Regions from separate parts of the Homo sapiens genome. Here regions 1, 2 and 3 are each linked to region 4. A link is a loop called in an ENCODE intact Hi-C map of the cell type or tissue named here. Cell type or tissue: mammary epithelial cell. All regions are shown on one strand. Region 1 overlaps LAMA3 (laminin subunit alpha 3). Region 2 overlaps LAMA3 (laminin subunit alpha 3). Region 3 overlaps LAMA3 (laminin subunit alpha 3). Region 4 overlaps LAMA3 (laminin subunit alpha 3).

What was found. Peaks named below come from ENCODE experiments on the same cell type or tissue, not always from the same donor. Only the 100,000 strongest peaks of a DNase experiment are listed, where the experiment ranks them.
Region 1: a loop joins it to region 4, with 4 times the contacts of the local background. A loop is called at or near these places in 2 of 110 quality-filtered maps.
Region 2: it touches region 4 in a loop (5-fold over the local background); 14 of 110 quality-filtered maps call a loop at or near these places.
Region 3: it touches region 4 in a loop (3-fold over the local background); 5 of 110 quality-filtered maps call a loop at or near these places.

The regions. Positions count from the first base shown.
Region 1 is chr18:23,882,073-23,884,572 of GRCh38, reverse strand. All of the region lies in intron 40 of LAMA3 (laminin subunit alpha 3), which reads right to left. Among named protein-coding and RNA genes, the nearest start is that of LINC02958, 99 kb to the left of the region's middle. In mammary epithelial cell, no CTCF peak of the experiment used is centred here; DNase peaks (open chromatin) are centred at 1,172 and 1,782; H3K27ac peaks cover 2,129 bases.
Region 2 is chr18:23,811,643-23,814,142 of GRCh38, reverse strand. It overlaps LAMA3 (laminin subunit alpha 3), which reads right to left. Exons shown (of 75, transcript NM_198129.4): 14 at 1,040-1,086. Among named protein-coding and RNA genes, the nearest start is that of LAMA3, 120 kb to the right of the region's middle. In mammary epithelial cell, a CTCF peak has its summit at 1,402 (motif pointing right); no DNase peak of the experiment used is centred here.
Region 3 is chr18:23,796,081-23,798,580 of GRCh38, reverse strand. The region is part of intron 12 of LAMA3 (laminin subunit alpha 3); the gene reads right to left. Among named protein-coding and RNA genes, the nearest start is that of LAMA3, 110 kb to the right of the region's middle. In mammary epithelial cell, no CTCF peak of the experiment used is centred here; no DNase peak of the experiment used is centred here.
Region 4 is chr18:23,718,437-23,720,936 of GRCh38, reverse strand. The region is part of intron 2 of LAMA3 (laminin subunit alpha 3); the gene reads right to left. Among named protein-coding and RNA genes, the nearest start is that of LAMA3, 30 kb to the right of the region's middle. RefSeq lists enhancers at 1-468, 469-969. In mammary epithelial cell, no CTCF peak of the experiment used is centred here; a DNase peak (open chromatin) is centred at 1,106; H3K27ac peaks cover 2,500 bases.

The DNA of each region.
Region 1 (2,500 bases), 160 kb before region 4:
AACAAGGACTGAAGGCATTTATTTTATTTGTTCCTTGGGGAAGAGCATTTTTTCCCCTTAAGACAGAGCAGAGTAACTCACTTTGGAAGAGATGATTACAACAGCATTTTTCCAGGAATAACAAGGAAGGAGTAAAACAAGTCTAGGCAGAAAAAAGAACAGAGAGTTCTGATTCTTTAAAAAAAAACGTTCTCCTTGTTGATTCTAGTTCTTTTCTATCAGGCACATTGCCTTCTGGGAAGAAAAGTTGGTGGGGAGGCCAGGCCCTGGAGCCCCCTAAAGATGCACAGAGACCACTCGCCTGCCTCGGCATTTCTGTGGGCACAATCATTGCTGATTCTCACTTTTTTTTCAAACCAAGTTGTGGAATTTTGATCCCTTTTCTTTTAGCTCTAAAGTGGTGATATTTTACACTTGATTTTAGCCAAAAGGCTGAGAAGCAATAAGTGATGATATTTTAGAAGCAGCTTTAAACACACACACACACACACACACACACACACACACACACACACACACACACACCAAAGAGACCATGAAAAAGCCCTGTTGTCTGCCACTGGACATGACACTGATGACATCTGAGGGAATATCACTCCATTTGCTGGTAAGAGAATGCCTGTTTAGGAAGCCTCTCAAAAGACAGTTAGACATTGGTCAGCACTATTAATATTGCAGGAAGGAGAAATAGATACAAATAGAGTTTTACTGATAAATTCAAAGACCTACGTGTTACTTCAACTTATGGAAGCTGGAAGCTGACCTTGATGCTACTACGCTTTGCAAATGAAAATGAAAAACTTTTTCCAAGCACCCCAGTGGAAATCTCGCTGCTTTCTACTTTTGCCAGCTTCTCTTCAAACAAGTCTGGGCAAGCTCATGTGATTGATCCCTTGACAAATAAAGCTGCAGGATGGGGCGGGCTTCACGAGCATCAAAGACATAGACAGCAAAGCAGGGTGAGCATTCCAAATAGGTCTCTCCAGAGAAGCCACACTTGGCACATGACTTCTGGTGATGTTAGGACTTGGCCCATGTGTCTGTTAAGGGCTGATATAGGCCTGCCTTTGTGATCCACACTTGTTTCTGAGTCTATGTACTAGTGAGATGTTCTCAGTATCTTCTTGATTTTCAGAACAACTCTTGCTTCACTTAGTTTGTTACATCATTCTTTGCTTGGGCCCACAGTGAACCCTTTGTGATGAGTAAGGATATGACAAAGTGCCACACTTAAGGAGAGAGGGGGTTACCTTGAAAACACAGTGGTGGATTCCTACCTATGTAGTCTATTGGTCACTCTGGAGGCTGAATGAGAGCTCAGATCACTCAGTGGCTCAGAACTGCCCCAAAATTTCCATCGCACTGAGGATAAGATCCAGATGCTTGACCACAGCCTGCAGGGTTCTGCAGGATCTGGGTCCTGGTTGCTCCACCAACCTCACCTCTGGCCCTCTTCACACTGCACTTCTGCCACTCCTGCCTTCTCACTGCCCTTGAACACATTGTCACAGGCCTTTTCCTTCTGTTTCATCCTTGTCTAGGAGCCTCGTGGCCAAAATACTGCCATGGCTTCCTCTAACTTCAGGCCTCCTTGGCCACCCCTCTAAAGCAGCCACCCCCTCACTGTCAGTGACACAGCCTATTGCAGAAAATGTCATCTCTATCTCCAGTTATACCTCTTACTGATTAGTGTGTGTATTTATTGAGTGTGATGACTCCCACCCTTTCTCTCCCTCCCTGCCACACTCTAGGTCAAGCCCCAGGAGAACAGGGACTGCCTCTGTCTTCTTCCTTCAGCTTCCTCATCACATAGATAGGGCTGAGGCCTGGCCCTGTCATGGGTGCTCGAAAAGTAGCTGCTTAGCCACTGAATGAACAGTAAAAGAAAAGAGGGAAAGGAAAAGCCTGGAAGTATACAACTTGGAAAGACGGTTTCTGTTTGTTTTCTTTTTTTTTTTTTTTTAAGATGGAGTCTCGCTCTCTCGCCCAGGCTGGAGTGCAGTGGTACAATCTCGGCTCACTACAGCCTCTGCCTCCTGGGTTCAAGCGATTCTCCTGCCTCAGCCTCCCGAATAGCTGGATTACAAGGTAATTTTTGCATTTTCAGTAGAGACGGGGTTTCACCATGTTGGCCAGGCTGGTCTCGAACTCCTGACCTCAAGTGATCCGCCCTCCTCGGCCCTCTAAAGTGCTAGGATTACAGGCATGAGCCACCACACCCGGCCTATTCATTTGTTTTCTTGTATGTCGTGTTTGTTCATTTTAATATCACAGCTTTATTGAGATATAATTTACATATCATGCAATTCATCATGTAAACTGTACAATTCAGTGGCTTATAGTATATTCACAGAATTGTACAAACACCACCACAATCAATTTGAAAATGTTTTCATCCCTTCAAAAAGAAATCCCAGACCCTTTGGTAATCACTTCCCATTCTCCCCACCTGCTCTCCCACCCCTAGTCCTAGGCAGCCACCAAACGACTTTGGGTCCCT
Region 2 (2,500 bases), 93 kb before region 4:
ATCACTCTTATTTATAACATTGTCAGTGTCTGTTGATACTGTTACAGCATAGACTACCAATTTAAATAGAAAAAATGTCTGAATATTTAACATGTTGAAAATCAGTAAAGAATTGTTTATCTGAGAGTGCTTTTGTAATATGCAAGATTCACAGCCTTGCATCAATGTCATCAAGGCTTATGGGAAGGATGGCAGAACCTCTTTCACTCCATCCATTCTGTGCCTGGAAGTCGGCATCTCTAGGCTCTGAGGCCAAGAAGACAGACAATTTCTAAATTATCTCAGAAAATTGTTCAGAATAGGCCGGGTGTGGTAGCTCACGCCTGTAACCCCAGCACTTTGGGAGGCTGAGGCAGGTGGATCACCTGAGGTCAGGAGTTCGAGACCAGCCTAGCCAACATGGTGAAACCCCATCTCTACTAAAAATACAAAAATTAGCCAGGTGTGGTGGGGCGTGCCTGTAATCCCAGTTACTCGGAGGCTGAGGCACAAGAATCGCTTGACCCAGGAGGCGGAGGTTGCAGTGAGCTGAGATCGCGGCACTGCACTCCGGCCTGGGCGACAAGAGCAAAAAAAAAAAAAAAAAAAAGAAAGAAAAGAAAAGAAAAAGAAAAAAAATGTTCAGAATACCATGGTATTGTGCTTGGAATAATATAAAATAAATTGTAATTATTTTGTACACAGCCAACTTTATTTAATGTGTCCTTGGCCATTGATTTTCTCAATGTTATTAATTATGTTTGTCAGACTTACATGCAGGGCTCCACAGAGGCAACACCCTCTGAGTAACCTACAAACCTGCAGTAAGAGTTAAACTCTAGGACTCCAGAGTAACAAGTTTAACTAAATCTTATTCTTTTGTTTTTGAAAAAAAAAATCACAAAATCACATATGCTCTTTGAAAAACAACAATGACCTCTTTAAGCAATTTAGCCTTGGGTCTTATTTTAATTTCTGGAAGTGCCCACACTGTTAGTCCTTAATATGCATGAGAATAATAGAGATAGTTAGAATTGCAACCCTTTTATAGTCTACTTACCAAATTGGAGTTGATGGTACCAGCTGGGTCACAAGCACTGCTGGAACCTGAATATGATTCAGAAATTTTTAAATTATCTGGTAGTTTGTTTTTCTCTTTGTTTTGATGTTTCAAGTTTTAAACGTTTTGTTTTCAAAAATAGTGTATCTACATTTATATTTTCGATAGATGTGTGGCAAAGTCTGCATGCAATTCATAGTCAGGCATCTTGAATGACATTTATGGTCCTTAATCCCCAAATTACCTCTTTTGCCACTGAACAAATCCCTATCCTGTCTACTCATGACAGTTCACTTCTAATTGATGATGAAGGAGGAGATTAGGGAAAGATTCTAAAATTTTGAGCATCATTAGTATTGTCCAGAAGAGGGCAATATTGTACCAAGAGACTTTTAATTGCCCATTTAAAAGACGTTCTAGAATTTCTAAGTACATCTTTAATTATCACACCTCCTTGTTCCCACCCGTACTAAAGTTATTTATAAAATCAATTGGTTTGTTTTCCTGACTTAGTATAACACTACAAACCAAATATAATCTCTCTTCAATAAATTGGGATCTTGCAATGTTTCAGTATTACAATTACACAGTGTTTGAACTGGGTAAGTCTGTTCTGAGTCTGGTTTTTCAAATCATTTAAATAAATCCATAATAGGATCTTGTTTGCTTATAAATTGTTCCTTAACCCTATTGGCTTTGTTTGCTTCTGTCTGCCTCAGCTTCCCCTTGATGATTTTCATTCTCTCTCTCACTCTCTTTTTTGAGACAGGGTCTTGCTCTGTCTTCCAGGTTGGAGTGCAGTGGCACGATCATAGCTCACTGCAACCTCCAATGCCTGGGCTCAAGTGATCCTCTCACCTCATCCTTCTGAGGAGCTGGAATGACAGGCATGCACCACCATGCCCGGTTATTTTAAAAAATATTTTCTAGAGGCTGGGAGTGGTGGCTCACGCCTGTAATCCCAGCACTTTGGGAGGCCAAGGCGGGCAAATCACGAGGTCAGGAGATCAAGATCATCCTGGCTGACATGGTGAAACCCCATCTCTACTAAAAATACAAAAAATTAGCTAGGCATGGTGGCACATGCCTGTAATCCCAGCTACTCGAGAGGCTGAGGCAGGAGAATCGCTTGAACCCGTGAGGCAGAGCTCGCAGTGAGCTGAGATCATGCCGCTGCACTCCAGCCTGGGGGACAGAGCGAGACTCTGTCTCAAAAAAAAATAAAATAAAATCAAAAATAAATAAAAATTCTAGAGACAGGATCTCATTATGTTGCCCAGGCTGGTCTCCAACTCCTGGCCTCAAGCAATCCTCCCGCCTCAGCCTCCCAAAGTGCTGGGATTACAAGCATGAGCCACCCTGCCCTCTCTTTCTTTTCTGATGTTCTCCTGTTCCCTGCATTTTTCCGTAATACCCAACACAAATTTCCAGCTGTTTGTTTTCCATGCCCAACCTCGGGTT
Region 3 (2,500 bases), 78 kb before region 4:
AGTGGTCTCTGGTTTTGCCCTGGAAAGGCTGGGAGCTTCTCCCAGGAGCATCACGGCCAAAACCTTCCCTGGCACCATTCCTCGTCAGCAGGGCACTTCTCCTCCCCGGCCGGTGTCTGACTCAGGAGAGTATGTTAACAGGGAGGAGGAGGTTAATCTCTCACTGACAACATATTTATAGGACTTTTCTAAAGAAAGACCGGATACCACAACCCAAAGACTACATCAGACTCTAATGGGGATGGTTCTGGGCCCTGGGTCAGGTCATGTCGGTGGGGTTGGGGGAAGCTGCACTTCCGGGTGCCTTCAGTTCATGTCATGAAAGGACCACCCGTTTCCGCATTCCTGCCTTCCTACCCTCTGTTCCCAGTACTAACTAGCTGCTGCCTAGCAAGCTGCTCCAGAAAAGGAGGGGAAAGGGGAATAGAAAGGAGGAAAAGAGGAAGAGGAAGAGGAAGAAAAAAATGAAGAATAGCGGAAAAAAGGAGGAGACGAAGGCAGGAATGAGGGATGGGGAGGAGAAAGAGGGAAGAGTAAACCCCCTAAATAACCAAATTAACAGTTGTATTCTGTGGTTGAAGATAGAGTCAAAAAACCCACAAACATAAATATATATTTTATATACATATAGACAGTTCTCAAATCTGATCTCATATATATAATTTGATTAATTCCCCAAGAAAGAAAACCATAGGGCACTTCAGTGAGTCAAAGTCAAAATGAAAAAAATACTGCATTGTACTTAGGAAAGTCTGGAGTAAATTAATTTAATGCAAAACATAAATCCAGGACTACAGTTGGCAAAAGCAGCTTAGAAGGGTTTTAAAATTCTCTTTAAAGAAGATTTTGAATTTTTTTTTTTTTTTGAGACGGAGTCTCGCTCTGTTGCCCAGGCTGAAGTGCAGTGGTGCGATCTTGGCTCACTGCAACCTCTGCCTCCCGGGATCATGCAATTCTTGTGCCTCAGCCTCCCGAGTAGCTGGGATTACAGGCATGTGCCACCACGCCCAGCTAATTTTTGTATTGTTTAGTAGAGACGGGGTTTTACCACATTGGCCAGGCTGGTCTAGAACTCCTGACCTCAGGTGGTGCACCAAACTTGGCCTCCCAAAGTGCTGGGATCACAGGCATGAGCCATCACACCTGGCCAGATTTTGAAAGTTTTTAAAGCAAGAAAGAGCAAAGCAGTAAGAACACTTTTTGGCTAGAATATACTGGGTCAGCTGATACACCATTGTGGGCCATGGTGATTGGTTGTAAATTTCAGTGGGTCAAGTAATCAATTCCCTCTAAAAAAAAAAATCACAATAGCTATCAGAAAAAAAGGTAGTTACAAGACAAGGAAGGCCATCACAGACAAAATGTTGCATCCTCCCAAACTCTTACCAGAATGGTTCAAACCCAAAACAACAAACTGCAAGGTACACCTCAACAGCACACGAGGCAGTGAATTTCTTGCACAGCTCAGAAAACAGCTCTTAAGCATGGGCAGGCTTCTCCAAGGCTGGATGTGTATGTATTAGTCCTTCACTTGAGCCACGACTTTAGACCACAGAGAATCCAGCAGAGGCTGACCCCAGACCTTCACCCACCGGGGCCAGAAGCATGCCTGCTGGTGTCCTCCAGTCCCTCTCTGAGAGGCTTGATAGTCTTTTCCCTCTCATGCTTCCGGTGAGGTCAGAAGAGTTTGGTAGACCTTTAGAAGCAGAGGTCCAAATCAACTCTACCAAAAATATCAATGAGGCCAGGCATGGTGGCTCATGCCTATAATCCCAGCACTTTGGGAGCAGAGGTGGGGGAATCGCTTGAGCTCAGGAGTTAAAGATCAGCCTGGGCAATATAATGAGATCCCATCTAAAAATTTTAAAAATTAAAAAAAAATCAATGGGAAGATAAACACTTATTTTTAAAAGGGAGTCCTGGCTCCAACCATTTAAAATAAGAGATAAGACATTATATTCATGTACTGCAGCTGATTAAAGAGCTTTTTATGTCAGATGTCAGTTTCTTAAGGAAAAGAATGCTACAGTTAGACCTCACAGGGTTTCCCAATCTTTCTTAGGATTGGTCACTTTGGGGAACTATGTTTTCTCAAAGAGCTGAGGATTTTACTGACACATAGTTTTGCCACCCTGTCTTGGCTATGGCACCTTGATTTTACCATGGGGGTACCTCTCTTCCCTTGCTCCATTCATGCTGTTCAGATGGTGTTGACCCCACTTCTAGTTCTGTGGATATGGGGGAAGACTCAGGTTTGGCCAGTCAGAGCACTGAATTCCACGGCCACAGGACTAATTCCAGAACTGGCATGTGGTCCAATCAGAACCAGATGTGTCCTGGTGGAAAGTATACTCTTTTCCTAGTCTTGAACCTAGAAGGATACGTATTAGTCACCTTGAGCTGCCATAACAAAATACCATAGACTGGTGGGCTTAAACAATAGAAATTTATTTCTCCAGTTCTGGAGGCTGGGAAGTCCAAGATCCAGGTGCTGGCTGGT
Region 4 (2,500 bases):
AATCCTCCCACCTTGGCCTCCCAAAGTGCTGAGATTATAGACATGAGACACTGCACCCAGAATGAGTTTTTCATGTATTAAAAGAAAACACCTGATTTCCAGATTCTTCCTAATGTATAAATTACTTCAAAGCACCCCAAATTAACACTTTGAAGTTACTAAAGGACCATAAAGGATAATATTCTATCCCTAGTAGCCCAGAGGATTTTATTGGCACCTGTTTTTCTACCCACTAATGAATTGTTTGACTTCAAGGGCTGTGCCTCATGATGATGTTCATTAATAACACATTTATTGGCTCATGCCTGTAAACCCAGCACTTTGGGAGGCTGAGGTGGGTGGATCACGAGGTCAAGAAATCAAGATCATCCTGATCAACATGGTGAAACCCCATCACACTAAAAATACAAAAAAATTAGCTGGGTGTGGTGGTCCGTGCCTGTAGTCCCAGCTACTCGGGAGGCTGAGGCAGGAGAATCACTTGAACCTGGGAGGCAGAGGTTGCAGTCAGCCGAGATTGCGCCACTGCACTCCAGCCTGGTGACAGAGTGAGACTCCATCTCAAAAAAAACAAAAACAAAAACAAAAAAACACCATTTATTAATAGCAAAATTGTTCTAAATATAATCTTCTGTATTTTCTAATTTTGTTATAGCTATAAAATACTCTTAAAATGTTGCAGAGAGACTCAAGTGTCATAAATGGAACGAACCGTAATTAATTACAGAGCTAAAACTCTTCCACCCTCACCCAGAGATTTGGTCTCACAGCAATATGTTTCCATTACTACTATACCCTGGGAAAGTTCAGGCTGATGCTGAGTCATCCTTGGTTCATTCTACATTAACTCAGCAAATATTTATTAAACAACTATTGTATGCTAAACACTGTGCAAGATGTTGGAAGCAAAACATCATGTAGTGAACAGAACACAGTGAACAAAACAAGACATAGTCCCTGGCCTCCTGAAGCTTATAGTCTACACAATTCCTCAGGAATCCAGAAAGACTGGGTCAAAACCAAGAGCCATCCACCTTCTGGATTGGGCTGTGTCCACCCGGGGAACCAGCTGAGTCACCCTCCTTAGTGACCTCATCAGCCAACCATCTGTAGAGCCAAGTTAATCTCCAAAGTCCTCAAGCCCCAAAAGTATCAGAAACTAGCCCAGGCTTCCCTCCACATCTGAGTCAGCTACAAAGAATGTTTTGGATTCACCCACCAAAGTCTCATAAAAGTTGAAGGGAATCAGGAAAAAAAAAAAAAAAAAGATTCTAGAATGCAACTACATACTGAATTCACTCTCAGATGATTGGATCCTGTATTTGCATCTGGCTCCTGGGGAGTTCACTGTCTGTGATGAATTCATGAAAAATTAGAAAGGTAGAGTAATGGGGCATTTCTCCTGTGACCTATTAATATTTTTCCTTAAAATTTATAATGCAGTTTCCCCTATTACATTTAACCTTGGAGCTTTAGAAACAATTTCTGAATTTTCTATTTTTTGCATTTTAAATAACATTTTCATAGTATTTGCCTGTGTTAACACCTGCAGGGGGTTTCAGGGTCTCAATCTAGGCTTCCTTTCCTTATTTGTTTATTTATTTATTTAGAGATGGGGTCTCACTGAGTTGCCCAGGCTGGATTTAACTCCTGTGCTCAAGTGATCCTCGTGCCTCTGCCTCCTGAGTGGTTGGGGCTGCAGGTATGAACCACTATGTCCATCTGGACTCTCTTTCTTCTGTCTTAGTTTGGGCCCTCTCTAAAGCCCTGAGGCAAAGACTTGAGTAGAGGTAGTTTATTTAAGAGTTGACCTCAAGAAGCACAAACTGGGAAGAGAGGAACATAAGGGAGGGAGAAAAGCCAAAAATCAATGTGTTAATGAGTAGGCTGCCACCAGAGCAACCCAACCACGGCTCCATCCTACCAGGGACACTCTGAGGAATTATGTAGAAGGCACTTTAGAACTGGCCCATTGAGAGGCAGGGAAATGCGGTATTTTCCCACCAACTATCATCCCTCTTGGGATGAGGATTGCCCCTTGGGGCATTAAGTGCTGGGCTTGCAGGCTGCTCTAGACACAGCTTTTAGAAGCCTCTGTAAATCTAGAAAGAGCCTTCAGGCAGGAAGCAAAGTCAGATGCAGGCCCTTGAGATGGGACAAGGGAACAGGTGTGGGAACTATCCATCCCAGCTGCCACTCAGAGGGGGACCAGGGAGCTGTGGACATCACAGCCTTTGCCTCTACGAGGCCCAAAGGACCATCTCAGCAGCTCTGCTCCTGCAGCCACATCTGCTGTCTCCAGGCCTCACTCCCCCGCAGCCCTGCAGAGCAGGGGCAACGTCACCTTCTCTCCTCACACCTCCATCCTCTGAAGCCAACACTCAGTCCTTTTCAGGGCTTGATGTTGGGGGTGAGGGATTGTCTTTGTTTATTTTTACTACTAACAGGTTTAAATAACAAAATAATACTCTTGGAAACATTACACATTGCATACAAGCCT